Linked DNA regions of Mus musculus: regions 2, 3, 4, 5, 6 and 7 are each linked to region 1. Evidence: chromatin loops called from intact Hi-C (ENCODE). Cell type or tissue: gastrocnemius. All regions are shown on one strand. Region 1 has its middle 6.7 kb from the start of A430088P11Rik. Region 2 overlaps Rps19bp1 (ribosomal protein S19 binding protein 1). Region 3 holds the start of Cbx7 (chromobox 7). Region 4 overlaps Tnrc6b (trinucleotide repeat containing 6b). Region 5 holds the start of Gm31319 (a long non-coding RNA gene). Region 6 holds the start of Adsl (adenylosuccinate lyase). Region 7 holds the start of Gm24204 (a small nuclear RNA gene).

What was found. Peaks named below come from ENCODE experiments on the same cell type or tissue, not always from the same donor. Only the 100,000 strongest peaks of a DNase experiment are listed, where the experiment ranks them.
Region 2: it touches region 1 in a loop (4-fold over the local background); 31 of 42 quality-filtered maps call a loop at or near these places.
Region 3: a loop joins it to region 1, with 4 times the contacts of the local background. A loop is called at or near these places in 2 of 42 quality-filtered maps.
Region 4: a loop joins it to region 1, with 2.9 times the contacts of the local background. A loop is called at or near these places in 20 of 42 quality-filtered maps.
Region 5: a loop joins it to region 1, with 13 times the contacts of the local background. A loop is called at or near these places in 24 of 42 quality-filtered maps.
Region 6: it touches region 1 in a loop (4-fold over the local background); 24 of 42 quality-filtered maps call a loop at or near these places.
Region 7: a loop joins it to region 1, with 4 times the contacts of the local background. A loop is called at or near these places in 14 of 42 quality-filtered maps.

What each region holds. Positions count from the first base shown.
Region 1 is chr15:80,702,358-80,706,357 of GRCm38, forward strand. No RefSeq gene overlaps it. Among named protein-coding and RNA genes, the nearest start is that of A430088P11Rik, 6.7 kb to the left of the region's middle. In gastrocnemius, CTCF peaks have their summits at 2,166 (motif pointing left) and 3,932 (motif pointing right); DNase peaks (open chromatin) are centred at 1,391, 2,137 and 3,951; H3K4me3 peaks cover 222 bases; H3K27ac peaks cover 672 bases.
Region 2 is chr15:80,258,966-80,262,965 of GRCm38, forward strand. Rps19bp1 (ribosomal protein S19 binding protein 1) reads right to left here. Exons shown (of 4, transcript NM_175109.3): 3 at 2,332-2,429; 4 at 1,649-2,165. The coding sequence ends at 2,019. Among named protein-coding and RNA genes, the nearest start is that of Rps19bp1, 3.3 kb to the right of the region's middle. In gastrocnemius, a CTCF peak has its summit at 1,930 (motif pointing left); DNase peaks (open chromatin) are centred at 1,915 and 2,283; H3K27ac peaks cover 1,905 bases.
Region 3 is chr15:79,930,321-79,934,320 of GRCm38, forward strand. Cbx7 (chromobox 7) reads right to left here and starts at 2,326. Exons shown (of 7, transcript NM_144811.3): 1 at 2,128-2,326; 2 at 266-309. The coding sequence starts at 2,196. In gastrocnemius, a CTCF peak has its summit at 2,346; DNase peaks (open chromatin) are centred at 2,411 and 3,607; H3K4me3 peaks cover 2,904 bases; H3K27ac peaks cover 2,439 bases.
Region 4 is chr15:80,782,158-80,786,157 of GRCm38, forward strand. Tnrc6b (trinucleotide repeat containing 6b) reads left to right here. Exons shown (of 25, transcript NM_144812.3): 4 at 2,582-2,649. Among named protein-coding and RNA genes, the nearest start is that of Tnrc6b, 73 kb to the left of the region's middle. In gastrocnemius, CTCF peaks have their summits at 628 (motif pointing left) and 2,495; no DNase peak of the experiment used is centred here; H3K4me3 peaks cover 1,549 bases; H3K27ac peaks cover 3,052 bases.
Region 5 is chr15:80,287,842-80,291,841 of GRCm38, forward strand. The region is part of intron 1 of Cacna1i (calcium channel, voltage-dependent, alpha 1I subunit); the gene reads left to right. Gm31319 (a long non-coding RNA gene) reads right to left here and starts at 1,890. Exons shown (of 2, transcript XR_384257.3): 1 at 1,669-1,890; 2 at 27-571. In gastrocnemius, a CTCF peak has its summit at 1,763 (motif pointing right); DNase peaks (open chromatin) are centred at 271 and 1,782; H3K4me3 peaks cover 449 bases.
Region 6 is chr15:80,946,572-80,950,571 of GRCm38, forward strand. Adsl (adenylosuccinate lyase) reads left to right here and starts at 1,919. Exons shown (of 13, transcript NM_009634.6): 1 at 1,919-2,129. The coding sequence starts at 1,977. In gastrocnemius, a CTCF peak has its summit at 1,669; a DNase peak (open chromatin) is centred at 1,859; H3K4me3 peaks cover 2,744 bases; H3K27ac peaks cover 3,554 bases.
Region 7 is chr15:80,086,436-80,090,435 of GRCm38, forward strand. It overlaps Gm24204 (a small nuclear RNA gene), which reads right to left and starts at 2,118; the gene lies at 2,012-2,118. In gastrocnemius, a CTCF peak has its summit at 2,400; a DNase peak (open chromatin) is centred at 2,411; H3K27ac peaks cover 52 bases.

The DNA.
Region 1 (4,000 bases):
AGCCTCACAGAATTAACCCCAGCCTTCCACCCCTCCCGTCAATGCTTCTGCCTACCTTCCCAGCTGTGAAGCAGGGACAACACTGCTTCCAGATAACATGCTCTGCTGTCTGGCATGATGCGAGCCCATTCTTCCTTGGCCAGGCTCTGAGTGCAAAGACCAAGTCTGTCTGGCTCGCTCAGTGCCGTAAGCACAGTATCCTCTCAGTATCTGTTGGCTAAAGGTTGAAAATTGGACAGCAGGGGCCAGCAAGATTGGTCAGTGGATAAAGTCACTTGCTGTACAAGGATGGTGACCTAGGTTCAATTCCAGAACTAAGGGTGAAAAAGAACCAACTCCCAAAAGTTATTCTTTAAATCTCCATATATACACACACACACAGTGTATATATGGACGTCATCACTCACATATACATATCCGTGTCCTTTCAAAGGGAAGCTAAGAAGGACCTTGAGATTGGCAGGTTAGTACAAAGTTCCTGTAAAGTCATGGCTGGGGTCCAGTCATGGGGACATTCTAGTTAGTGCACTGTATCTCTGCCTTTCCACAAAGGCCATTCGGACAGAAATTTTTATCCAGGAAAGTGGTTAGAAACTACAGCAGTGTCTAAAGATACCCAAAAGCAGCTCTGGGAACAGGAGCCTATGTCATCGGAGATAAGCTAGGACCTGCCATGGAAGCCAGCAAACATGTGGGAGCCTGCAGGAGGAGAAGCACAAAAGACAAGAACAGAAGGCATGCCCACGGTGCCCGTGGCTCTAAAAGGGGAAAATCCATTGTATGCCAAGAATCTTGCTTTATGGTTTAAATTTCCCCATCAGCAGCTTTGACTCCCTTGGATATGGCCTGGAGCTTAGGAGAGTTGATAAGGAAAGGCAGCTCACTGCTTGTCTGCAGTGAATTGTTTAGTAAGTAGATGGTTCCTGGGTGCCAGGCGTGGGGACCCAGGGAGACAGAAGAAGGCAATGTTTGAAAGCAGAGTGGCTCAAGCCAGGTGATGGTGATGAACGCCTTTAATCCCAGCACTTGGGAGGCAAAGGGAGGCAGACCTCTGTGAGTTCGAGGTCAGCCTGGTCCACAGAGTGAGTTCCGGGACTGCCAGAGCTACAGAAAAAGACTGTCTCGAAAACAACAACAAAAAAGAAAAAGAAATGAAAGCCAAGTGGATTTGTGCTGTTTGTGGTGTCTTTTGTGGGACATGAAGTAGAATAGGTTGGCCCAGGCACTGTCTGCTAAGGGCCCAGCTGGCCTGTAGAATGTGGGTTTCCTTATATGTCACATGGAGAACACCCACCTGGGGCAAAGCATGTAGCATAAGAAGCTACAGGCTTGGAGCTGCCACAAGTATTTTCTGATAGACTCTCCTGTGCACCTGCCTACCCTGGCAGTTAGTCAAATTGATGGTTCTTGGCTGCACACTGGACTCAGTACTCGTTCACCTGGAGCGAGTTTCAAGGCCCAGATTCTGAAAGTAGGGAAGAGAAAGCCTGCTGAAGTCACTCAGTTGGACAGGGACCTGTGCTCTCCATGTGTATCATGCCCCCACCTCAGAAGGCAGCCAGCGTAGTTGGTCTCCTGAAAAAAAATCTCACTTTTCTAGAGTGATAGTTTTGGGTGAGATGGATAATTTTAACTTCTTGTCGGGGGCTGGTGAGATGGCTCAGTGGGTAAGAGCACCCGACTGCTCTTCCGAAGGTCCAGAGTTCAAATCCCAGCAACCACATGGTGGCTCACAACCATCTGTAACAAGATCTGACGCCCTCTTCTGGAGTGTCTGAAGACAGCTATAGTGTACTTACATATAATAAATAAAAAATAAATCTTTAAAAAAAAAAAAAAAACTTCTTGTCTGGAGAGAATTCTATAAGTACAAAATACAGCTTAAACAAAAGCTAGGCTTCTATACTGTGGAGAAGCCAGCCAACTCGGTGACACACCAGCTCGGCATTCTCCCCCCCCATCCCCCCCTCCCTCGCCATGCCACTCTACCCCCCACCCCTACTCCTCCAATAAACTTCAAGCTCCCTCAGGTGTGTTCACCGATCTTCTCTGCCAGTGGCTGCCTGATTACCCTCACAGCTACTATACTGGGAGGAGCCTCCAGCCTTCCCCAGGAGTCCTGAGGAGCCTGCGTGGATAGAGGCATTGGTGGAGAACGGCTGACACCTTGTGGCCAGCTCCCAGCTTGCAGCATCCATCTCTGTGTGCAAAGGGTCAGAGGAGTAAGCACTCTGACCTTTGACCAAACCTGACTGTGCACACTTCTAATCCCATTACTTGAGAGGCCGAAGCAGAGAGGATTGTTGCCAGTCTGCATAGTGAAAATGTGTTCCACATTTAAAAAAAAAAAAAAGAAGTTTTAGGCTTTTGAGACATGTGGTGCCTGTCCTGACCTCAGAGTGACACTGAAGCAGCCACACACCATACATAAATAAGTGTTCACAGTTGAGTTTCTATAAAACTCATGGGTACTGGAGATGTCCTCACGTACTTGTCGAGAATGCCCAAGACGTGTTAGTATTATGATTCTTTTAGTCATTTAAAACTGTGAAATCTCAGGGCTGGGGCAGTGGCTGCTCTTCCAGAAGAGTCAAGGTTGATTTCCAGCCCCCACATCAGGCAACTCCCAGCCACCGTAACTACAGCTCCAGGGGCTCGGAGCCCTTCGTCCGGCCACTGCAGGCACATGCACCTGCATATACATATATGTAACTAAGACAAAAAAAGTTCTAAATAAAAATGTAAAAACTCAAGCTGTGTCCATATTTAATATTCTGCTAGTACCCCATCTTGGAAATCTTAATAATTTTAAAATAAGAATCCTTGAGTTTTCCGTCCATACCAGCCTTATAAATTATGTAGGCAACCATGACTGGCAGAAATCTTTGCTTTAAAATGTTATATTTGAGCTAGAGATGAAGCTTGGTGGAGTGCTTGCCTGCCATGCATGGAGCCTTGGGTTTGACCCCCCTAGCACTTCATAAACTGGACATGATGGCTCGCGCACATAATCTCAGTACTCAGGCAGTAGACAAGAAGATCAGAAGTCCAGGACAGCCAGGGCTATACAGAGAAACCCTGTCTCGAAAAACTGAAAAAGAAGAAGAAGAAGAAGAAGAAGAAGAAGAAGAAGAAGAAGAAGAAGAAGAAGAAGAAGAAGAAGTTGTTCAAGGTCATTCTTAGTAGCTACAAAAGGAATCAAGGGCATCTTGGGATACATGAGACCATGTTTTTTGTTTTTTGTTTTCTTGAGACAGGGTTTCTCCGTATAGCCCTGGCTGTCCTGGAACTCACTCTGTAGACCAGGCTGGCCTCGAACTCAGAAATCTGCCTGTCCCTGCCTCCCAAGTACTGGGATTAAAGGCATGCGCCACCACTGCCCAGCTGAGACCCTGTATTTAAAAATTAAAAAACGTTAGGTCGTATCATTGTCTTAGGGTCAAGAGTAACAGATCGGACTTAATACATGTATTCCTGCACAAAGAGGCTAGTGGCCTTAGAGGCGAAGGAAGGATAAGGACCTAGCGCTTCCCCATGAAAAGCCTGAAGAACACGCAGGTCCTTGGAAAGGGCCTACAGAAAGAGATGGCAAGGGAAGTTCATGAACAGTTGTGGAGGTAGGAGGGAGGCTGGCTATTTTGGGAAGCAAAGAAAGAGCGAAATCTCAGAGTAAAACGTAGTGGGGGAGTCATGGAAACGGGCCTGGGAAAGTCTCTTGGATCTTGGCCACAAAACAGGTTAGAGAAGAGCTTAGAGAAACCGGCTTCAGTCGAATTAATGAAATCCTGAGCTAGAGAAGGAGGGTACAGTGACCGAGGTGGAGAGAGCCACAGGCTATTTATTATCTAAGAAGTTGGGACGAGGGCCCGGAGGGAAGGAAGGATCTTTGAAGAAGAAAATCAGGTCCCAGTTGGAATGCAAGGAAAGGCCACCAGGGGGCGTAACTTAGCCAGGAAGATGCCTGCCTTTTTCACCTGAGTTTGTAGGGAAACAACAGGGT
Region 2 (4,000 bases), 440 kb before region 1:
CAGCAGAAGCCACAGGAAGCATGGGGGGTGGGGCAGCAGCTCGCCCAAGTCCAGATTACCAAATTTTTAAACTGGCCTATTTTTAAATATTTAAACTTGGGATGCCTTAGTTGGGGTAGGCTTCCCTTTGCTGGACCCCTCCATTGACTTGAATGTAACAACCGGTGTTTTTTTATCGGACCATAGGTTGGCAAGCACTCCATCTTTTCCTTCTCGGCAGCTAAGAGGAGGCCTTATACCAGGAAAGGTACAGGATTTCTGCTTGCATCCTCTAGGTGACCATGTGACTGAGGGTGTATGCTCCCTAGAAAGGGGCCCTAGAAAGTAAGCACTGAGCTGTTGGCTAAGCATCTTATTTGAGGAGGAGAAAATGAGTCCCCAAGGCCACCTGAATTTGCTCTTCTAGTCAGCAAAGCCCAGCAAGCATGCAGAAAGGGGTGGAGGATTTGAAGACCACCACCCATGTCCCTTTGAACAACCCATGTCACAAGAGGACAAAACATGCCATGGAAGGCCCAGAGCTCCCATCACTAGCCTATATTAAAACACACTCCCTCCCTCCCGTTCCTGTTTGCTATGACCTCCTGGATGGATTGGATGGCCATGCCTTCCAACAGGCAGAGGTCACCGGAGGCAAGCAGACTCCATGCTAATTCTGCTCTGCTGTAGGCAGTTCTGTGTTGCCATTTGAGAGCCAATGCTGCTTAAAGGCAAAGAAGAGTTGCTTGGAGCAGGGACAGTGAACCTTGTTCTCTTACTGAGGACAAAGCCCTGCCTTGTCAGGGGCCCAATTAGGGAACTGACCGATCGTCACTGAGACAAACCTCAGGAGTCCCAGTGAACAGAGAATGGAGGAGGCAGGCTCAGGGGAGAGGATGGCGGTGTGGAGGCCACCAGTTGTCTCCTTAGGAATGTGTCCATCAAACAAACAAAAAAAGCTGGGCAGTGGTGGCGCATGCCTGTAATTCCAGCACTTGGGAGGCAGAGGCAGAGGCAGGCGGATTTCTGAGTTCGAGACCAGCCTGGTCTACAAAGTGAGTTCCAGGACAGCCAGGGCTACACAGAGAAACCCTGTCTCAAAAAAACAAAAACAAACAAAAAAGGAATGTGTCCATCTGCACTGAGGGGTCTCCTGGTCCCTGTGACAGGTCAGTCCTTCCCTTGCCACTTGTTCTCCCCCAGTGTGCTCATTCCACACGATCTTTCCTTTGTGACTGGCACTGCACTGCTGGAGAGTCCGGTTTGCTCTGAGGGGCACAACCATAGCTTTCACTGCGGTCCTTGGTTGGGTACAGACTTTATGCAAACCTGTAAACCTGCTTGCTGAGGACTCCGGAAACCATGACCTAGGCCCAGATATCAAATGACATACGACTGACTTTCTGCTCTCCACTGATGCCATAGCAGATCCCAAAATCCAGCAGGGTGGAGGTGACCTTCCTGTCCACTTCCTGGGCAACTCTAGCAGCTACAGTAACTGTGCCCAGAGAGGAGGCCCTCGCTGGTAGAAGGAAGTCATTTATGCTGGGCCAAGGCTGGGGACTTTAACACGGAAACCTAGAAGAACCGAGATCCACACTGAGATGGGAAACACATTGTAACACACACACACACACACACACACACACACACACACACACACTTGAATCCACATTTGCCCAAACTCACATTTATTTATTTGAATTTCCAGCTCCTTGAGGTGGGGTCTGAGTGGGCCCAGTACCAAATAGCCCTGATAACCAATCCTGGTCATAGCTGGCAGGTCAGAATCTTTTCTGGCAGGGTGCTGATGGTTCCGCCAAACTAGAAGTCCACTTCAGTTTGAGGGAAAATTTGCTGCAGGGCTTGCAGCTCTGTTCCAGTGTCCCTGGGATAGCAGCATATGGCTTCCTGAGCCAGGCTAGTTTTGCACTGCCACCTGCTGGTCGCTCGTGGCACAGCACTGCAGGGACCCAGGACAGCAGAAGTCCAGCCAAGGAGGGTTAGTGTCTTTTGTCCCCACCATTCCTCCAGGAAGTCTAGCTGCCAAAATATTCCCTCTGGAACTTCTGGAAGTCTTCTTCAGTGAACACAGTGCCCTCAGCCTTCTTCTTCTTCTTCTTCTTGTTCTTCGTCTTGGCCACTAGCCGATCACAGGCTTTTCGGCCTTGGTTCTGCTGCAGGATCTGAAAAGGTTCAGAGTAAGGGCACAGGACACCCATCTTTGGAAGCACAGATGGAAACCTTTGAGCCCACAGGGCTTATGGCTCAGGGCAGGGCTGAGAACCGCACGGACTCTGAAGGACAGCCTCAGTTATCACCCAGGTCCCTAAGCTCACACCCTCGACAAACCTGCTGGGTCACAGACTCTGGCACGGTGCTTCTCATGCTGGTCATAAACTTCAGGTTTGCTTTGAGGTGGTCTCGACACTGCCGTTTCTGGTACTCAGCTGTGGGTGGCAGGCAGGGCATGTCATTTCAGACTCATTGTACATTAGAAGCCTTCTGGGTCCCTTCCCCTGCCCAAGGCCCCACTGTCCTTTCCCTAGAAGGGAATATTTCACAACCTGGTCTCTTCTAAACCAAATCTACATTTCCCATAAGTACTGTCTGCTGCAAATCTCATAGACCCTATTGGATAGCATCAGTTAGTCACGTGACTGTCCCCCCCACCCCCCCAAACCCACAGGGTTTCTCTGTGTAGCCCTGGCTGTCCTGGAACTCACTCTGTAGACCAGGCTGTCCTCGAACTCAGAAATCTGTCTGCCTCTGCCTCCCAAGTGCTGGGATTAAAGGCGTGTACCACAACGCCCGGCATGACTGTGTCTTAAGCCAGGCATGGCACCTGTAATCCCAGCACTGGGGAGGCCAAGATAGGAAGACTGCTCCTAGCTACACAGTCAGATCAGAAAGGGTTATGTTTAAAAACAGCATAACAAAAATCCACCACCACCACCAAATAACACAAGGTCTACCCTGAGCATAACTGTGCATCAGGCACAAAGGACACATGAGCTCCTGTTTTCATTTCTACAGGGAAGGAACTGAGAAGAACAGTAACACACATTTTAGAGGGTTTCCATTTTCTTTCTTGGGGGTTGGAATTTCCGGAGTACTGGGATTAAAGGCGTGTACCACCACCATGCCCGGCTATTGTCCTGCCTACCCATTATGTACTAGGCAGTAGACCAGCCACGAGGACCATGGAAAATCCAGGGTTGGGGATGGGAGGTTAGTCCTGTGTCTTGAGGAGTGCTTACCTCAGGACAGGAGTGAAGGGAACCCCACTCCTGTCCTCCAGTTATTGGGATAACTGGGCAGGGAGGGAGGCACCTTGACATGAACTCGTGCAAACCACTAGTGTCTGTGCATGCCTCCTAGCTCCACCTCTGTTCATAGTGTTTCCTCTTGAACGACATAGCTTTTAACAAGGACTCCCAGGCTGGGTGCAGTGGTGTGTGCCTATCATCCAGTGCTTAGGAGGCTGAAGCAGGAAGGCTGATTTAAGGTCGTGGCTAGCCTGTGCTATATCATGGCTAGCCTGTGCTATACAGTGAGGTCCAGGCCTGCCCGAGCCAAAATAACTCCCCCCCCCCCCCCCCGCCTCCAAAACTGGGAGAAACAAACACACAATGAAACCCGAGTACCTCAACTCCCTTTATAGAGCAGAGGCATGGAGTCAAAGAAGAAAGCAACATGCGTACCATCCTGTGCCCCTTCTCAAGGAGGCCTTACTACCTGTGCCACACCCCCTAAGCTGCTCTACTGGAAACAAGGTTTCTGCTTTGCAGACACTTCACTGGTAAATGATATCAACTCACTTCTGCTGTCCCTACTGGGATGGAAGGAGGCACTGTCACCTGAGCAGAGCACATTAAGAGCAACAGCACGGGGACAATTTGCCCGGCTTCCACCTCTATCACCTGGGCAGGTGCCTGTTTCTGTAACTGTAAAGTGGGGGAGAGATCTGCTCATCTCACAGGGCTGCCGTGAGGGTCAAACGAGTTAGTTAGTTTAGAAG
Region 3 (4,000 bases), 770 kb before region 1:
TTCCCCTCTCACCTAGCACTGAACCTGCCCCACATGGGGACCTCTTCCCCTTGGCTTGCAGCCATTTCCGAAGCCAAGATGCTAGGGCCTTTGCTTCATGGCCAGCAAGGGAGCAGGATGAGGGGATAAGGAGGCCACCCCTTACCAGGGGGGAATTAAGGCCTAGAAAAGCTGGTGATTGAGGAATGCTTGCTAAAAAAGCAACAGGAGCTAGGGCCAGCCTGGTGAGAGGATGACAGACAGGGGACACACAAAGGACTCTTACTTGGGGGGCCATCCTTTCCACTTCACCAGATATTCAACTTTGCCCTGTGAAAAAAAGAAAGGAGATAGGGTGAGACATACATACTCTACCACCACCTGCGGGACAATAGGACCCTCTGCCACAACACAGTATCACCAACCTGTGAACCTCAAGATTGTCAACCTGGAGTCAATACCCCCCAAAACTCTGGCTACCATGCGACATCCCTACAGGCCTCCTTGCTGCCCCACGGGAGTATTATCTGGTCCCAGACATCCCTGGAATCCTAGAGAAACTGAGACCACATGGGACTGTGCATGTAGAGCCTTGTGCGGTGGCTGAAGGACCACCATGCCAGGACCATGATTCCTCACTTTCAAAAAAAAAAAAAAAAAGCCTCAGGTAGAGGCAGCCCAGCAGGCCCTCCACTTGTTAGAAATTGGAGCCTCAAGGGAAAGGGGTCTCTAAGTGTCTCATCCAGCACCATGCACTGGATGAAATATCAACATGGGAGAGCTTTGAGTTCCTCTTCTCTGATCCACCTTGCCAAAGAGTCCCCCCCAGCACCACGCAGTGGACAGCTCTTTATGAAAAGCCTTTGTCCACCAAAGGCATCCACCTTTCCTTTCTCCTGCATCCTTCGTTCATCCTGCATCCTTGTCCTCTGCCAGAAAGCCAGTTCTGAGAGAGAAAAGGGAGCCTTGAGCTCTAGAGTACACTGCCGCCTCGGTAGAGATTTGGGAGTGCTGAGTTGAGCGAATGAGTCCCCTGTCTGACCCACCTCTCTGTTCCTTGTTAGAGGAGATGATGTCTATACCCGCTTCAGTCTAGTACCGAGAAACAGCAAGGAAAGAAAGCAGCCCTAATCAATAGATCGCCAAGCTCCAAGCCACCTACCTTGGGCCCACCGGAACCCGTGCTGAGGATGCTACAGCAGACACTCTCATGCCTGCACTTAAGCCAAATGGAAAAAAGGTGGCTTCAGGAGCCTCCGAAACAGATGGCAAGGAGAAAAGGAGAGGGGACCCTCCCTTAGATCCAGGACAGGAACTCTTTTCATTGCATATGGCCAGCTCCAAGTTCACTCTGGGAAGAGCCCATCAGCAAGCACGTGCACAAAGATCGCAGACTTGAGGTCTGGACAGGAAACTGCAGGTTGAGGTGTGCGGCCCTAAGCGCGGCAAAACCACCTCCTTAAATCTCAGGGTGTGTGTGTGTGTGTGTGTGTGTGTGTGTGTGTGTGTGTGTGTGTGTGTGTGTGTGTGTAAGTGTAAGGCCTTGGCAGAGGTGGGAGGAGCTTTGAGGATGTCCCAACAACAGTGGCCCAGGCTTCAGGGCAGCAGCACCCGGCTGGAAGGTTGGGGGAGGGGAGGAATGGGAGCGGAGAAGAAAGGTGTGCCCTGGGGGGTTGGGATCGGGAAGGTCAAAGTCCAATAAGAAAACTTCAGAGGCCACAGGAGACTTTCCTAAAGCTCTGCGGCCAACTTCAAAGGACTTGGTACTAAATATCCAGAGAGCCGAGTTCGAGACTCACTTTGACTCTAACGCACTGGCAAGTTGCTTCATCAACTTGAGCTTTAGTCTCCTCGAAAGTGAGCGTAAAGGGAACGAGACGGAATAGAACTCAGGATCTCTAGTCCTATCTTCATCTCCATCCCAGGTGGCCTCGGATGCACCAACATCCGAGGGCAACAACTTTAACTCTACTGGCCCTACATAGTGGTGGGGAAAGTGAGGAACAGGATGTGGAGACCCGCCAGGCAGCCCAGGGTCCCCAGGTCACCCCTGCACCACTTTCTGCTCTGCCCAACCTGGAGTGGGCGGTGCTGAGGAGCGGGAGGCAACCTCGCCCTGTCCCGGGAGCCGCCCCCGAGCAGCCTCACCTTCCGCACGCGCTTCTTCCGGATGCTCTCCACCGCAAACACCTGCTCGCCTATGGCTGACAGCTCCATGCGGGGCGGCGGGCGAGTGGGCCCAGGACCGGACCGGGCTGGGCCGGGGGTGGAGCTGCGGGGCCGCGGCGGCTGCGCGCGATGCTCGGGACGGCGGGGACCCCGTCAGGCTCGTCCGGGCGCGCACGCGCACGCGCGCACACCCCCTAGTGTTCCCTCACGCCGCCGACGTTCCATTTTTGAACCTGCGCAACGTTTTCCCCAGCGCCAGAGAGCGGGTGCGCGCGCGCGTGCCTCTGAAAGCGCCCAGAGGGTCAGCTCCGCCCCCTCGCTGCCGGAGCCACGCCCTACTCCTTAACCCCGCCTGCTGACCAAATTGGGCAGCTGGCAGCAGGTCTGATGCTCCTGGCAGTCTAAGGTCCATCCCATCTCTCAGTTCGGCTTCTGGGCTGGACGTGATCAGTCTTCCCAAGTCCCCCTAAAGACTGAGAAGGTCCGAAATGAAGTGGCCTTAAAGCCGAGATTAGCAAGCAAGTAATCTCAGTATTTAGACAGCTGAGGCAGGAAGATCAGGAGTTCAAGGCCAACCTTAGCTATGTAAGACCCTGTCACAAATAAATACATTGAAACAAGGATTGGAGAGATAGCACTTCTGCTCTTTCAGAGGACCTGGGTTGGTTCCCACCTCCAACATTATGGTTCACAACTGTGGCTCCATGGAATTCCATACTATCCTCTGATGTACTCATACACAGTGTGCACATACGTACACGCAGGCTAACAACCACTCATACACATAAGTATTTATTCAGAAATAAGACAAAACCTTTAAAGTTGGAGGTAGTACTTTATGCCTTTAATCCCAGCACTCGGGAGGTAGAGCCAGGCATATCATTATGAGTTCGAGGCCACTTTGTTCAAAACAGTGAATTTTAGGACAGCCAGTTTCCTTTCCTACAAAGGAGACAAGGTCCGGCCGGGTCCGCGCGGCAGGAGGGACAGACAGCAAAGCTTTCCACCCGGAGTACGTAGTCTAAGCAGGCCTGAACAGGTGCCTCTGAGTCCCCCGCTCCAAGCACGCTTCCACCCATCAACCCAAACCAGTCTTAGTAGGTGATGCGAAAACGCACCGCGAGCGCCCTTCCCTGAGGGACCAGGCTAGGCGCTGCTAACACCTCGTCGCAGGTGGAGACCCACTTTTGCCGTCTGCAGATCCCACAACAGCCTGGACTCCAGTGGTTTTTCCACCTCGCCCTTGGTTTGCTGACCGTTTGCCTCAACTAAATGTGGAAGGAAAAAAGTCCTCACCCCGGAGCCAGCACCAAGCCTTTTCAGTTTTCGGCATTGTTGAGGACAGGTCCGAGTCGTCCCCAACTCCTCCCATTTCCTCCTAATTCCTGCTGTTCTGACCTTCTGGAGGAGACTCAGGGCTTCCCCCTCAACATCACCACCCCCCACAGCCTGGATTCTTAGCAACAATCCCCTCCCCCACGGGGCCCAGTGATCGCAGTGCGCTTTCTACCACCAGACCCGACCGAGTCACTCAGTGCTTAGAAGCATTCTGGGGTTCCCTATTCTTAGAATAAACTCTAAGCACCTATGTCTGGCGAAGAAAAAAAAGAGAAAAAGAATGTTACATTGGCACCTGAGCTTTTTTTTTTTTTTTTTCAAATCAAGTGCAAAGGAAGCCAGAAGGCAGGGGATGACATGTCCCTGTCCCCAGAGAAAATTACCACCATCCGAGAACTATAATATTCCATGGAAACATCTACTAAGAACAAATGTACAATGAAGATATTTACGAATACAGACCCTAGAAATTCCCCTATCCCTAAGGGGAATTCCAACCCAAGAACAAGACAAG
Region 4 (4,000 bases), 80 kb after region 1:
TTTATCTGTATGTATGTATATATGTGTATATATATATGTGTGTGTATATATATATATATATATATATATATATATATATATATTAAATTTTCTTTTTTTTTTAAAGATTTCTTTATGTGAGTACACTTTAGCTATCCTCTGACACACCAGAAGAGGGCATCAGATCTCATTAGATGAGATGTTGTGAGCCACCATGTGGTTGCTGGGAATTGAACTCAGGACCTCTGGAAGAGCAATCAGTGCTCTTAACCGTTGAGCCATCTCTTCAGCCCAATTTTCACTAACTTTAAATGCTCAGAACCAGCAGTATTTCAGATTTTTTAACTTTTGGGTTTTGTGATTTTTTGCATACATTTACAGATCATATATCCCTAATCTAGAAATCTGAAATCTAAAATGCTTTCAACACTGAAACTTCAAGTACAAGTATAATAAAACTTTCTGGTTGGGAATGTTCAACCTGTAAGTGTTTAAAACTGTAAGAATGGTAGAGAAATGTCCAGTTTAAGAACACTAGCTGGGGCTGGAGAGATGGCTCAGTGGTTAAGAGCACTGACTGCTCTTCTGAAGGTCCTGAGTTCAAATCCCAGCAACCACATGGTGGCTCACAACCATCGGTAATGAGATCTGACTCCCTCTACTGGTGTATCTGAAGACAGCTACAGTGTACTTAGATTATAATAATAAATAAATCTTAAAAAAAAAAAAAAAGAACACTAGCTGCTCTTCCAGAGGACCCAGGTTTGATTCCCCGAACCTACTTGGCAGCTCACAACCGGATGGAAATCCAATTTTCAGGAAATCCGGTGCTGCCTTCTGGCTGCATGGGCATCAGACACTCATGCGATACCCAGACATAAATGTAGGCACAGCACCTATACACATAAAGTAAAAATAAATCCTTAAATAATTGTATATAGGCTGAGGAAGGAGGACTGTGAGTTTGAAGCCAACCTGGACTACTATAGCAAGAGTTTGTATATACATATGTGTTTGTACATATTCATAAGTAAAGTCATAGCCTATTTGTTTAGACCATCCACCCTGTATAAGTTCCTCACCCAAAACACTCAACCACGGAGAGCTAGAAAATCCTTGAGGTCAGGGGAAGTAGGTACAGGCTCTAGCTCAGTCATAGAATTCTTGTCTACCAAGGATGAGCTACTGAATTCTACTCTTTGTGTTAAGAAAAAAATACTAGAAAGCATTGTCCTTACACTGAGCACATACAGCTGTTTGGTTATCCCATAAACAATGCACTATGACAGCAATTCACATAGCATTCATTTTGTATTAGATGTTAAAAGAAATCTAGTGCTGGGCATAGGGGCTGCATGTTATCCCAGCACTTGAGTGGTAAGAACAGGAAGATTAAAAGTTCTAGGCCAACCTCAAGTCCATAATAGCAAGTTCAGTTCTAGCCAGGACTGCATGAGATCCTATTCCAAACAAAAACATTTTGGTCTAGTGATATGTCTCACTGGGTAAAAACTCTTGTTAACAAGGCTGACCACCTGAGTTCAATTCCCATGACCCACATGGTAGAAGGAGATAACCAACTCCCACAGATTGTCTGTCCTCTGCCCTCCCCATGTATTTATGTACATACATGAATATATGTATATATATATAAATAATATGTTAAAGTAAAAAATACATTCTGGGCCCAGTGATACAAACTGTGTTATCTAGCATAGGCTGTGTGTGAATTCTGCACTACTTTGTACTGCACCGCCTCGGATTTTGGTATCCTTAAGAGTCCTGGAGTCAGTCCTCTATAGATACCAAGGAATGAAGGTATTCTTTCAACAAAGGTTAGATTTTTGTAACTTAGCTAAAAGTGTCTTAACCTATTTATTCTGTTGTCAGTGATATTCCTTTTTGTATTTTCTTGTGTTAAAAATGTTACTGTTCTGCTGGATGTTGGTGGTTCATGCCTTTTTTAAAAATTTAATTCTTTTACTTATTTACTTCACATCCCACTCACTGAGAGAGAGGGGAGAGGGGAGAGAGGAGACTTTTGAGCACATACCTAGAAATGTATTTGAAGTTTGTGAGGTAAGTCTGTATTCAAATGTACCAAGTGAGGACAAACTTTCTCAAAGTTGTTGTACCAGTTTTCCCTCCCACTAGGAGTAGAGAGCTGCCATGCTCCTCACTCCAGGTTGATGGCTCTGTCATTTTACCCAATCTGTAGGTTGTGAAATGCTATCTCTTTATGGTTTTAATTTGCATTTTTCTGACTGACATGAAATTAAGCAGCTTTTCATGTGTTTAAGGACCATATATGTGTTCTCTTCAGTGGCAGGTTTTTCACGGGCTGATATTTTCTCATTGGTTCTTAGTCTTTTATGTTCTAGATGCTAGTCCTTTGTCACAGTTGCATGAGTTGCTGATCTTCTTTTTCATCCTGTAAACCTATCCACCGAAGGAGAAGTGCCGTGAGCAAACCTAGAAAATGAAAGTCTCAACTTCTAGATGCTGTAGTGACACCCTGTGGGTGTGCACAGGCAGGGCCTGGCCCTGGAGTAAGTCACATCATGGTATTGACTACGCTGACCTGTGGTGCTTGCCTTTGCAGGTGGAACAGGAGGATTTTGTAATGGAAGGGCATGGCAAGACTCCACCTCCTGGAGAAGAAAGCAAACAGTGAGTCACAGTTTATTAAAAGGGTCCTGTTACAGATCCCCAGAAGCAGTTGGTTCAGTGTGCTGAGAGCACGGTGGCTGGGCTGTGTAGACGGCGGAGATCCTGCAGCGCATACCAGTTGCTTTGTTGATGCATTACTTCTATTTATAGATTAAGTAGAGGGACAAGAAAGTTGGCTTTGTTGTTTTTCACACTTGGCTAATCAAAGTTTATGTTATGCTTAAGCAAAGGCTTTACGGCTCAGGATGTTCCAAATTGAACTAATTAAGTTTGGGTGTTTTCCAAAGAAAGTATGAGATGGTGCTTCCTTTCCCGAGCAATGTCTTCATGAAGGAGGCTCGATTAATGGGCTGTCTGCACACTCGGAGTGGTGCTCACTCCGAGTGTGGATTTGTCTGCATACTACTTCCTGAAATTCAATTCCAGTGATAATTGAAACTTCTGATCACTATTAAAATGAAGTTCTTATCTGATGAAACAGAGGCTAAAAATATTATAACTTAGCCAACATTCTTAGTAATTCAGGATTTATCTCTTCCCACTTCTGAAAAAGCGGCTGGCTTTAAACTTCAATATGGGACCTTTGGTATAGCTTTTTAGTGGCTGTAAATAGATCGTATTTTCCCTTAATCTGTCATAGAATTGAGAAAATGGTGTTTCAGAGCAGACTGGTTTTTCATGTGCCCTTTTAAAGGAAAAGCACTTACGCTGGACTTAAAGCACTGATGTCACTCTCACTCCAGGCTTCGTTTAGACAGTAGTTTCCTAAATTGAATGGGATGGTGATTCATGAGATTTACCAAAATCTGTAAAGAAAACTCCTCTTCTTTGTCCGTCTCCCTCTTTTTTTTCCTAGAAAATAGTTTATTTTGGTGGATCTTAAGAAAATGATGTTTCCTAAACCCTGAGGAATGAATTATGCAGAATAGACTGCTGCCAGGAGGCCAGATTCATTAAAGGGGAGTGCCTTGTCTTGTGTTTGTTGTGAATGGAAACCAGGAGATCTTCACAGCCCTTTAATTTGCTAAGCTAACAGTTTTAAAAATAGCTCACAGTATAATCCTAACTTTGCTCTATTCTGTCTACTGCACTTTCAGTTTAGATGAGCTGGTGGCATCAATTCCTCTTTAGGGAATTAGAATGCCAGACACCTATTTGGTTCCGTGAAGAGAGAGTAGAAATACTTCAGATGGTTTTCTCTATGGTTCCCACCCAACCCTTCTACCCCACAATATTGTCCTATAAAAATCACAGCTCCATTTGTCAAGGGCTTTCTGTAGTCACAGTAGATATATGTCATCTTACTGGCTCAGTTTTTTTGTTTTGTTTTTGTTTTTTGTTTTTTCTTTAA
Region 5 (4,000 bases), 410 kb before region 1:
CGTCGGGCTCTTTCTTTATAGAGGCGTTTTTGTTTGTTTATTTATTTATTTATTATTTCTGGGGACTGATCCCCCTCACCCGCCCGCGCGTACCCATCAGGTGGGCGTCACATCCCTTGCTTGGGGGGTGGGGTGGGGGCCCTGCGTTGGAAGGACAGGGAACTTTGACCGGGGCCCCTCTCCAAGGCCACGAAAGTTCTCTTGGTGCCAATACTGAAACCCAAAGCCGGCTCAACCAGCGCTGCAGAAATTTATTCAACAAGTCAGGCTGCTGGCGGGGGCCCGGGCGGTCTGTCCGTCCGTCCTGCTGTCCCTCTGCTGCGGCTCTGCGACCAGCTGGATCAGAGCTGGTGCCAGTGTCCGGCAGGGCTGAGCTAGGAGCGTTAGCTAGAGACGGAGGACGGCGGGCGGGATTGAGTGAGAGAACCCCGGGCAGGGTTTAACTTTCCTCCAGGCCGGGTGGTGGAGGGCCCTTCCTTCGCCAGTCACCCTAGGCGCCCACCTAGGTCGCGCTGCATGAAGCCAGGTCGGGTTGGAGCGGGCAGTCCAAGGGGCCAAGAGGAGTCCTCAGCTGCCAGGGAGAAGGTTATATAATGAGTGTTTGTGATGATTGGGATTTAATTGTCTGTTGGATGGTGTGTGTGGAGTGAAGGGGCAAGAGGGCTCAGCAGGGGGTGGGTAGATCTCTTTTCTGGGAGGTCAGGAAGCCTGGGGGAGGGGGCTCAGAAATAGGCCCAGCGGAGACAGCGGCCAGCCCCTGTGCTCTGTCCTTTCTCAGCAGGATCTTAGGTTTTTGAGAGGAGATCGGGGTCCAAGGAGAGACCCCTGAATGTATTCTGGCCTGTGGAGTCTGGGTTTTGAGTTGTATGCATGTGTGTAGGTGTGAGTGCATGCGTGTGTGTGTGTGTGTGTGTGTGTGTGTGTATGACAGAAAAAAGGAGAGAGGCAGAGAGAGAGAGAGAGAGAGAGAGAGAGAGAGAGAGAGAGAGCCTGCCTCTCTGTGTCTGCGTAGTGTGACAGGGTCTGCTTCGCATGTGACTGCCGTCCTAGAATGGAGGGCTCAGGCTGGCCTGAGCAGTCCTTTCCTCATTGCTCATTGTGTGGGAGATTTGTCTCTGCAGATTCTACCACTGCCTGCAGACTCAAATGCCACACACAAGGAAGGGTATGGGTCCCAGGGCCAGGCTGGGGAAAAGGTTTGCTGAGGGGGTTCAGGCCTGTCTTCTGGTTCTCACTCACTAAACTGGAATCACTTCGTGAATCAACATCCGGACTCAGCTTCAAGGACTCCTTCAAAACTCTTGTCCACCCCTCGGGACAAACTTTCTGTTTGGGCTCCAAGTCCTGGGCCTGGGCAGTAGTGGTTTCCAGGCACGGGGTATCAGTGGGTGAGATGTCAGGATGGGATAGGAAGATATGAGCTAGAACTAAGCTTGGGGCAGCAGATTAGGGGTGGATGAAGAGACAAGAAGGGGACCCTGCGCTGGCCTGGCACCCAACTGGAGAACCTTCCATAACCGTAGAAGGCCTGAGGGAATCACTACGGCTGCTCAGAGCAGTGCCTGCGAGCAGGAGGCTCCTCAGGCAGCTAGAACAGTTTGGGGGAGGGGCTAAAAGCCTGTCTGGAGGCCCCTCTTTCCCTCGACTGAAGTTCTCTACCCTTCTTACCTGAGTTCCTGTCTAACCTCCTTGTCTGCCTTCCCCACTTGGCTCTTGAATCAATAGCTTCTGCAAGACTGGACCAGTGAGGGTATCTTCTAAGTCCGCCAGGGGGCGCCGGCAAGTCTTTATCCCCGCAGGTTGACTCCCCTTGACCTTGGGCAAGTGGGTGGGGTTTTGCTGTAGGAACCTCCCGCTCACTCCTCCACCCTAGTCGACTCTCCACCATAGAGGACTTGCTTGTCATTCACCCATCCTGGGAAGCGGCTACTGCAAGCGGTACCCTAAAACCTCCAAGTGCTTCTGAACTCAAGAGACGTGCTCAGAACACACAGTCTGGCCACATCTCCTGCTCTGTCCCTACCGTTCATCCCCATACCCCAAGTGCAGCTCCCAGGACAGACTCTGGGCCGTGCCCTTCCCCCACAGAGGCCACCCCCAGCAGATTAGAGCTCTCTTGCCGAGGTGATGATAAAGGCTGGTGCGGTTTCACTGCCTCTCATCATTGTCTTGTTCTCCGACTCCCCAGCACTGCATTTAGGATGCTTCAAAACGGCCTGCAAAGAGTAGATGCTGGGTTGGGGTGTGTGTATGTGTGTGTGTGTGTGTGTGTGTAGGTCTAGAGGAGGGGAGATCAGGGCCCATTTCCCACCCTTGGTTTTGGCTCCTCCATCCCTTCTCCCCCCCCCCCCCTCTTTCCCCCACTTCATCTCTTCCCTCCCTCTCTCCTTTCTGGAGAATATTTTCTACCCACATGTTCCCGGAGTGTGCCTTGTGTAGTGCCCTCTGTTCACCCTGGTGTTAGGTCTGGGCTGGGACTCCACAGCTGTGTGGGCGCAGGCTCCTGTGTGAGCATCTGGGAATCCCTGGTCTGCAGGCCTGTGGGTCCTGAAATCTGAGAGATGCGGGGCAAGCCTTCCTCATCCTAAGCTGCCAGCCAGAGAAGAGAAGAAAAATAAACCTGGATTTCTGATTTAGTAAAGCACCTACTGAGTGCCAGGCCTCATTCTGGTCGCTAGAACCCAGAGGTGAGAGAAGGGAGCAGGCCAAATGGGCCTTCTAGGGGGGCTTCAATGCCTTAGGCAGGGTCTGGTTTCCTTGCTGAGGTCATTGTGGAGACAGAGCTGCACATCTCCATATTCTCCTGTGCTCTGGGTGTGAGAATTGGGCTCTGGATGGCTCACGGGGGTGTTGGACACGTGGTCATTGGGCACCCCTAAGCATGTGCTGGCAACTTGGGGTTCTTGAACAGAAGAGAGGGAGGAGAAGTGTGTACCTGAGAGTACAGGGGCGGGGGCTTGGAGCCAGTGTCTCTTCAGGATTGGGATCAGAAGAGACCTTTATGCCCAGGGTCCTCCCTGAGCTAGCTGTCCCCTTCTGCTGGCCTTGGCTAATGATGCATCCTGAGATGGACATCGGGTTCTTGTCCCACCTCCCTGCTGTGCACCCTGACCTACTGAGCAGCAAGGGCTGGGTTAAGGCCTTAGCCTCTCTCCCTCCAAGCTTTTATCCCAGCCAGGAAAGTCATAAGCAGGCCCTTGATTGGGGGCTGGGAGGGGCAGGCCACTCAGCATGCGGAGCTCAGCTTGTTGTAATTGGGATAATGCTTCCACCTTAAAGGATTTTTTTGCGAGACTTAGAAGTATCTCTGCAGTACCTAGCATGGGGCCTTGGAGGGGGAAGCTGTTTTCCTTTCATTAAAGTACTTTCCAAATCTCTCTCCATTTGTTATCTGCTTTGAGAGGGAGACGGGCAGCATCCTCCTCCGAGTTTTTCACAGGTGGAGATGAAAAGGGCTGTGGGGAAGGGGGCTGGGCTCGGCCTGGACTCTAGGATTCCTGGTCCAGTGGGACCCACCTCACTCCCATCAGTGACCACCTGCCCCCGAGTTGTTATTTCAAATGAGACCCTAAGCCCTAATTACTGCAAAGTGGGTGAAGCGATCAGCAAAGGCACCAGCTGGGAGATGTTCAAATGCCCCGTGGAGATTCAGGAGCAACCTTGCTTGCTCAAACCAGCACAGGGCCAAGGGCCACTGCAAGCAAACAGGATGATATCTGGGGTCAGGGACAGGGACAGGGGGACCTGGCCAACTTGCTAACTCACAATCCGCAGTTGGGCTTCCCAGATCTTCTGCTAAGTGGTCTCTGACCTTGAGAGAAACCCTTCCTCTTCCTATGCCTCCGCTTCCCTCCCTGCAGGAGAGAACAAATACGCGTGATTCTCTGGATTGTGATCGGGTGCCTGGCATGCTGTAAGTGTCCACAAATGATGTGGGCTGTGACACTGTTAGATGTCCTTGGAGGGGTGGCCCAGTCAATTCTCTGTGTGTGCTGCAAAA
Region 6 (4,000 bases), 240 kb after region 1:
AAAAAAAAAAAAAAAACAAGAGATGGGAGCAGACAGGAAAGAGGAGGAGGAGACAGAAGTTACAATGGGATACTAGGCAAGCAGAAGAGGATACTGGTTGGGCCCTTCGTCCCAGTCAGAGATCCAGCATTTTCTTCTCAAGACAGGGTTTCTCTGTGTAGCTTTGGCTGCCTGGAACTCGCTCTGTAGACCAGGCTGGCCTCGAACTCACAGAGATCAGATGACTGCCTTTGCTACCCGATTGCTGGGACTAAAGGCACGTGCTGCCACTACTTGGCTTTGCTTGTCTTCTTACCTCACTGTGCCCCTGGGGGCATCAGCCATAGTTTTCAGGCAAGAATTCTAACTGCCAAGAGATTAAATAACTTGCCAAAGGGACTGGACCGACATCCATGGAGTTGCTGGGAGTGGTTAGTGAGGAGACAAGCCAAAAAGCAGGGGCCTCCACAGTAACCAGAACTAAGGTAGCTGATGATATTTAGCAGAAGTCCATGCATTAAAAAACAAAAACCAAACAACAACCACCACAAAACCACCTGGGCTGGTGACCCATGCCTTTAATCTGAGCACTCAGGAGTCAAAGACAGACAGATCTCTACATAGTGAGTCCCAGGCCAGTTAAGGCTACAGTGTATCACTCTGTCTCGCAAAAATAAAGTCAGAAAAGGAAACAGGACCAAGTAGAAAGCTAACAGCTGAAGCTACGGTTTAATGAGGAAAAGTAACCAGAGGCCAAGTGAAGCAGAGTCGGGAGAGAGCACTACGGAGCCTGGAGCCTGGAGCCTGGAGCCTGGAGCCTGGAGCCTGGAGCCTGGAGCCTGGAGCCTGGAGCCTGGAGCCTGGAGCCTGGAGCCTGGAGCCTGGAGCCTGGGAAGGATTGGCTCTGCAAGGATCTCTGTGGAAGAGAACAGTGAGCTGCTACAGCATATCCAAGCAACTATACCCCCGAATCAGTCCAGAGTACAAAGTTCCAGGAACACGTTCTTTTCAGCATACATCGGCCCACAGCCTCCAATCCAATCGAGGACCTTGGGCGCAGGTGTCTGGTAGGTTTATCTGATGTACAAACTATTCTGGCAACAGCTAAGTCTTAAGCTCAGGAAGAGGAGACACTAAGGAGCGGTTGTGTGGGGAAGAGGGAGCAGTGTTCAGATCTAATGTACCATGCCTCGTGTGGGTCTCTTTATGTTGCTGGACGAGGCTTTTTGTTTTCTGTTTTGTGTTTGTTTGTTTGTTTGTTTGTTTGTAGACAGGTTTTCTCTGGCTGTTCTGGAACTCGCTCTGGAGACCTGGCTGACCTCAAATTATTATTATTATTTATTTTTTTATTTTTGTTTTTTTTGAGACAGGGTTTCTCTGTATAGCCCTGGCTGTCCTGGAACTCACTTTGTAGACCAGGCTGGCCTCGAACTCAGAAATCTGCCTGCCTCTGCCTCCCGAGTGCTGGGATTAAAGGCGTGCGCCACCACGCCCGGCTATTTTTTTTTAATGTATGCTATTTTCAGCTTTATTCTGATACAAAAACTTTGAATTTTTTGTTCTCGAGCCACCACGCGTGGAATAATTCTGACAGGCTGCTTTCCGGAGATCGGAACCAGCACCGCGGTTTAAGAGTTTCGGTCTCCAGCTGAGCCTGTCTCCAGCGGGACTGCAGTACTCCAAGTGTCCACTAGGGCGCCTTCCTGGCGTCCCTCCGAATGCCTCTGCAACTTTCCTTTCTGGGTTAAACGCGGGTCTTAATGTGCCTTCCTCAGATGGAAAAACTGAGGAGGCACAGCGTGGGGCAGAGATTCGTAGAAACCAAGAGAAAAGCGTTGACCCTCAGGGGCGACGAGCCAAACTTGAACCATCTTCGCCTTCCAGGCCGGCGTTACACACGGGGCGGGGCCTTGGGAGGAAGTCCCGCCCCACGCACGCCACCCTTCCGCTTTTGGCCCTGCTGCTGGTGTCCGCCGCGTCCTGGTCGCGTGTTGAAAATGGCTGCATCCGGCGACCCTGGCAGTGCTGAAAGTTACCGTTCTCCGCTGGCGGCCCGCTACGCCAGCCGCGAGATGTGTTTCTTGTTCAGCGACAGGTACAAGTTCCAGACGTGGCGGCAGCTGTGGCTGTGGCTGGCGGAGGCCGAACAGGTAACTGGCCGGGCCTCTTGTCCCGAGGGAGGTCACGGCCCGAGCACCTGTTGCCTCGGCAACAGTCCCAGAGCCCTGCACATCCTTTGGAGGACTTCGGTTTGGGCAAGGCTATGTGTGTTTGCGTCCTCCCACAGCGCATTTCAAGTGGAATGCTACTTATACCTTTGCAGGCTCAGGGGGAAAGGCGCTTCCCGCCAAGCTATCCGACATGAGTTTGAGCCGGGTTCAGCATGGTGAGAAAGGCGAAACCTGACTTCTATTAGTTGTCCTTCGACTTCTGTGCGCTCACACATGCACACACACACACACACACACACAGAAAACAAGTAGATTATTCTTTTAAAAAGTACGTTGCAAACTTGATGGTCATTTTTCGCATGAGCACGAGGAGGGCATAACCACCACGAAATGCACCCTTAGGATTGTTATGCCGGGCTGGTTGTTGTAGTTCATGGGCATCACAGCTAGGTCGGCCTGTTGGTTGCTTTCTGCCTTTGGGAAAGCTTATTTGGTGCCTTCAAAATTGTTTCTTGTGTTCTTGCCTTCTTGTCCTCTCGTCCCTCCTCCCTCCCTCCCTTCCTCCTCCCTCCTCCTTCTTTTTCTTCCTCCTCCTCCTCTTCTTCTTCCTCTCTCTCTCTCTCTCTCTCTCTCTCTCTCTGCCTTTCTCTGTCTCTACTACCGTTGCCAGTGTCTCCTTAGCTTGTAAGTGCCCTCAAGCTGAAACTGAAGTGTAAGGTTTATCTGGTCTACAAATTGCTTGACGCATACACAGCTGTGAATATGGATCATCTGTTAGAGCACCAACTTAGTAGCGAGAGGCAGATGTGATACTTAGCATGAAAGGATTATTTTTCTGTGTAGTTCTGTGGCTGCATGTGGATATGGGCTTGTGTGAGTGCAGGCGCCACTGGAGGTCAGATGATGCTGTGGAACTGGGGTTACAGGTGCTTTTGAGCAGCCACGTGAGTGCTGGGAACCAGAGTCAGGTCTCTGCAGGAGCAATGAGGACTCTTATTTGCTGAACCATCTCCCCAGCACATGTGTTAACACCCCCACCCCACCCCCAGCATTTGGGAAGCAGGGGCAGGTGAGTTTCTGTGAGTTTGAGGCCTACCTCCTACCTCATCTATATAGCGTGTTCCAGGCCAGCCAGAACAGCACACTGAGACCTTGGCTCAAACACACACACACACACACACATACACACACACACACACACACAAACCCCACGCATGACTGGTGAAGTTGGGGAAGTGATGAGGAGCTGAAGAGACACTTCAGTGGGTCAGAGCATTGGCTGCTCTTCCAGAGACCTCTTCCTTTCCCAGCAGCCATGGGGCCGCCGCACACAGCCATCTGCAACTTCAGTTCCAGGGGATCTGATGCCTTCTCTGGCACACATGATATTAAAAAAAAAGGAACGACAGATTAGGAGTAATACTTAAGATTCCGGTATGGGAAGTGTGTATTTGTATGGGTGTGTGCGTGGTGGGGGCTCACAGCTGGCTGACAGCTCTGTGGAAGAGGTTCTCTCCTTCCGCCTCTGCAGGAGTTCCGAGAGTGGAGCTCCGTTTTCCAGGCTTCCCTTGCAACTGCTTACAGCAGCTGAGCCAGCTCTCTGGCTGCTAAGTTTCCTTTTGAAGACAGTGTTCGATTTGAAGTCAGGATCTTTCTGCTTCTCCTTCCCAAGTGCTGGGGGTTGTGGCCTGTAGCACTAAGCCTAGCTTTAAGGGTCTGTTACTTTTGGTCACTGTAAGTACATCAGAGTGGGTGCAAAGCCAACATACTTTGTACACGTGCGTGCCATAGCTAAGGACTAAGTAATAAAGAGAACAGAGTTCTCTTCTCTTAACAGTGTCCCTTCCAGA
Region 7 (4,000 bases), 620 kb before region 1:
CTTCGTTTGATACAAAAGTCCAGGCATCTGGCATAGACCTTCTATTCTTTCTTCCCGAGAGAGACAAAATGGAACCAGGGAGATGCAGACCCACAGAACAGCCATAAAGAGAAAGCACAGACCTCTAGGTATTGTACCATAGCAACTTCTTCCCAGATGAAACATTCTGTCCTGCAAGGAGGTTCCTGAGACTCAGAAAGTAAGCAACTCACAAGTCTCAGGAAGTTCCTGAAGCTTACCAGATTCACAGGTTATATAAACTAAGAATTGCTGAAGAGAGACTTTTCTACCTATTGAGCTGCCTGGGTGCTGTGCAGAGAGCTCCAGGATTGCCAGTGAGCTTTTTGGTGCTGGAGTTAACTGTCCTTGAGCCATCCATGCTCCTATAGTAACTTCAATCAACTCATTGCTTCATCAAGTTAGACTTGATATGGAATCATTCTCTGGGCTGTCATTTATGTCATCTCTGGAGTGAAAGATATTTATTCACACTTTCCTACAGAAGTTCTCACACAACAGGTTCATGGATCATGACTGATCCATGATCAGGAGCAATGAGGCTGTTATTTGTTTGTTTGTTTGTTTTACATGTATGTGTCAGTGTTTGAACACGTGCACTTGAATGCAGGTACCCAAGGAGTCTGCAGGCAACAGATCCCTCTGGAGCTGTAGTTATAAGTTATGAGCCACCCAGCGTTACTACTAGGATCTGAACTTTGCCCCACCACAAGAGCAGTATTTGCTTTTAATCACTGGGCCCTCTCTCCAGTTGTATTAGTTAGGGTTTTACTGCTGTGAACAGACACCATGACCAAGGCAACTCTTATAAAGGACAACATTTAATTGGGGCTAGCTTACAGTTTCAGAGGTTCAGTCCATTATCAAGGTGGGAACATGGCAGCATCCAGGCAGGCATGGTGCAGGAGGAGGTGAGAGTTCCACCTCTTGTTCTGAAGGCATCTAGAAGAAGACTGGCTTCCGGGCAGCTAGCACAAAGGTATTAAAGCCCATGCTCAGAGTGACACACCTACTCCTACAAGGCCTAGTCTCAAGTACCTAAAAGGCTGACACTTGAACTTAAGTCTGAAGCAAGCCTTGAACTAATTCTCTAGTCTCCACCTCCCAAGTTCTAGGACTACAGCCAACCTGAGGAGGGTTACACAAGATATTGTGAAACTATGATCATTTGCCACGGTGCTTAATAACAAAGATGAAGTTAATCCGATGGGTGACCAGAGCTGCTGAAAGGATGTCCTCCCAGAAGTCTTTGCGGTTTAAGGTTACCACAGCCTCTGCGCAGGCTCGTGGCTCTTGTTCACTCATTGGCATTAGCATTTCAGCAGTTCCCAGAGCTTTAGGGACGGTGTGCCAGGAAGAAGGACCAGGACCCGACAGATATCACATATCTCTTTCACAGGGGCAGTTAGATAGGATGAATACATCCATCTGTAGCTGACTGACAAGGGCCCATCATATTGAGTGCTTGTGGGAGTCCAGTGGGTGGGTGTTAAGGCACCCAGATGGCTCCTTATATTCTGCTATATTCTTCACGAACTGGTCTATGCCTTAAATCCAACATTGGTAAGAACTCTGGGAGTTTCAGGCCAGTTTGGTCTACAAGTCCCAGGACAGCCAGTGTTGGACAGTGAGATCCTTTTTTTTGTTTGTTTGTTTGTTTGTTTTTGGAGACAGGGTTTCTCTGTGTAGCACTGGCTGTCCTGGAACTCACTCTGTAGACCAGGCTGGCCTTGAACTCAGAAATCTGCCTGCCTCTGCCTCCCAAGTGCTGGGATTAAAGGCATGTACCACCACCACCCAAGCGAGATCCAATTTTCAAAGTAGAAACAAAACAAAATGAAGACACTCACATTTGCTACCTGTGCAACTTTTTTTTTTTTTTTTTTTTTTTTTGGTTTTTCGAGACAGGGTTTCTCTGTGTAGTCCTGGCTGTCCTGGAACTCACTTTGTAGACCAGGCTGGCCTGGAACTCTTTTCTTTTCTTTTTTTTTTTTTTTTTATGGTATGCTTCACAAATTTGCGTGTCATCCTTGCGTAGGGGCCATGCTAATCTTCTCTGTATCGTTCCAATTTTAGTATATGTGCTGCCAAAGCCAGCACTTGTGCAACTTTTAAAAATAAAAAATAAATATGAGGGCTAGCAAATAATAAACACGAGGCACTTTCCATGTCTGATGTCCTGAGTTCAGTCTTTGGGATTCATTTAGTGGAAGAACAGAAGCAACTATTCCCAAGTTGCCTTTAGATTTCCACGCACATGATAAATAGAATGATAGCAAATTAAAAATAGGGGCTTGAGAGATGGGTCTGTAGTTAAGAGTACTGGCAGCTCCTCCAGCACCCACAAGGTGGCTCACAGTGGTCTGTAACTTGAGTCCCAGTGAATCCAGTGCCCTCATTTGGCCACTGTGGGTACTGCACATTTAGGCCACACACATGATGCAGGCAAAAAAAAAAAAAAAAAAAAAAGAAAGAAAAAAAAGAAAAGAAAAAAGAAAAAAAACATATGCATAAAAATAACTAAAATGTTCAAAAGCTTTTAATTAAAAATAATTGGAAAAAAAAAGTCGGGCGTGGTGGCGCCCGACTTTAATCCCAGGCAGAGGCAGGCAGATTTCTGAGTTTGTGGCCAGCCTGGTCTACAAAGTGAGTTCCAGGACAGCCAGGGCTACACAGAGAAACACTGTCTGGAAAAACCAAAAAAAAAAAAAAAAAAAAGGAATAGTTGTTCGCCTAGTCCCTTACTGTTGGCATAGTTTACTCCTGTGCCTGTCTTTGCCCTGGCAGTTCAGATTTGGAGCTGACACTCCAGTGATCTCTCAGCAATACTCTCTTCCTTGATGCTGGCTGGGTTCTTACCTTGTCTTTTCTGCATCTATTTGCATTTCCGTAAGCCTGCTTCTGATACCTCTTCAACTATGTGGTAGCCTTTCCTTTATTTATTTTGTTTGTTTGTTTTTGAGACAGGGTTTCTCTGGGTAGCCCTGGCTGTCCTGGAACTCTGTGTGTAGCCCTGGCTCTGCTGGGATTAAAGGTGTGTGCCACCGCTGTCAGCCATGCCTTTTAAACTGCACGGTCATTGTGTAAACCACATATACGTAGATAGGTTGATTAGTTCATTGATTTCCCGTGTGCCGGGTGACAAGCGTGTTAATATGAGTAATTGGGATTGGAATAAAATCACCTTGGCTAGATTACCAAGGTGTAGGCGGCATACTTGTTGTTGAAACTGCTCCACCCTGTGAATTTATTGTTATGAGATAAATCGTGGAAAGATATGAACGTGTTCATCTATGTGTGCCATAGAACTCAGGACAAGGTACATATGGGCAAGAGGAGGATATTTGTACAACATTCAAGGACTTGTAGTAAGTACCGGTGCTGGCTGCTCAGCCCAGGAACCTCCTGACCACACAGTTTTGTGCTTCAGGGAAAATGCTTTGTTAGATGTGATGGCTAATGCCTGTGATCTCAGGACATGGGACTGTCCCGAGTTTGAACTGAACACGGGCTATACAGTGAATTTAGCAGTTAAGAGCACTTGTCCTTGCAGTGGACCAGAGTTTGATTCCCACACAGTGACCCACAAAGGTCTGTAGAGCTCCAGGTCTAGGGAATCCCACACCCTCTTCTCACCTCCTCAGGCAATGCATTTATACGATGCTCATATGAACATGCAGGCAGACACTAATACAAGACAAAGAGAAAATAAAAATGAAAAAAAGTCTTCCAATGTACAAAGTTATAAAGATCTTCCCTTGTTTTCCTCTAGACGTTTTATAGGATCATAGTATAACAGCTGCCTCAGACCTGAAACTCCATCACAGGGATAAAGCAGCAGGAGGAATAGAAATTCAAAACCCATCCCCCTCCTCCCGGTGAATTCCAGAGGCCGGCCTCTACAAGCCACTCTGTCTCAAAAACAAAACAAAAACAACAAATAAAAACAACGACAAAAGCCCCCGAGAGAGCCGGGCGTGGT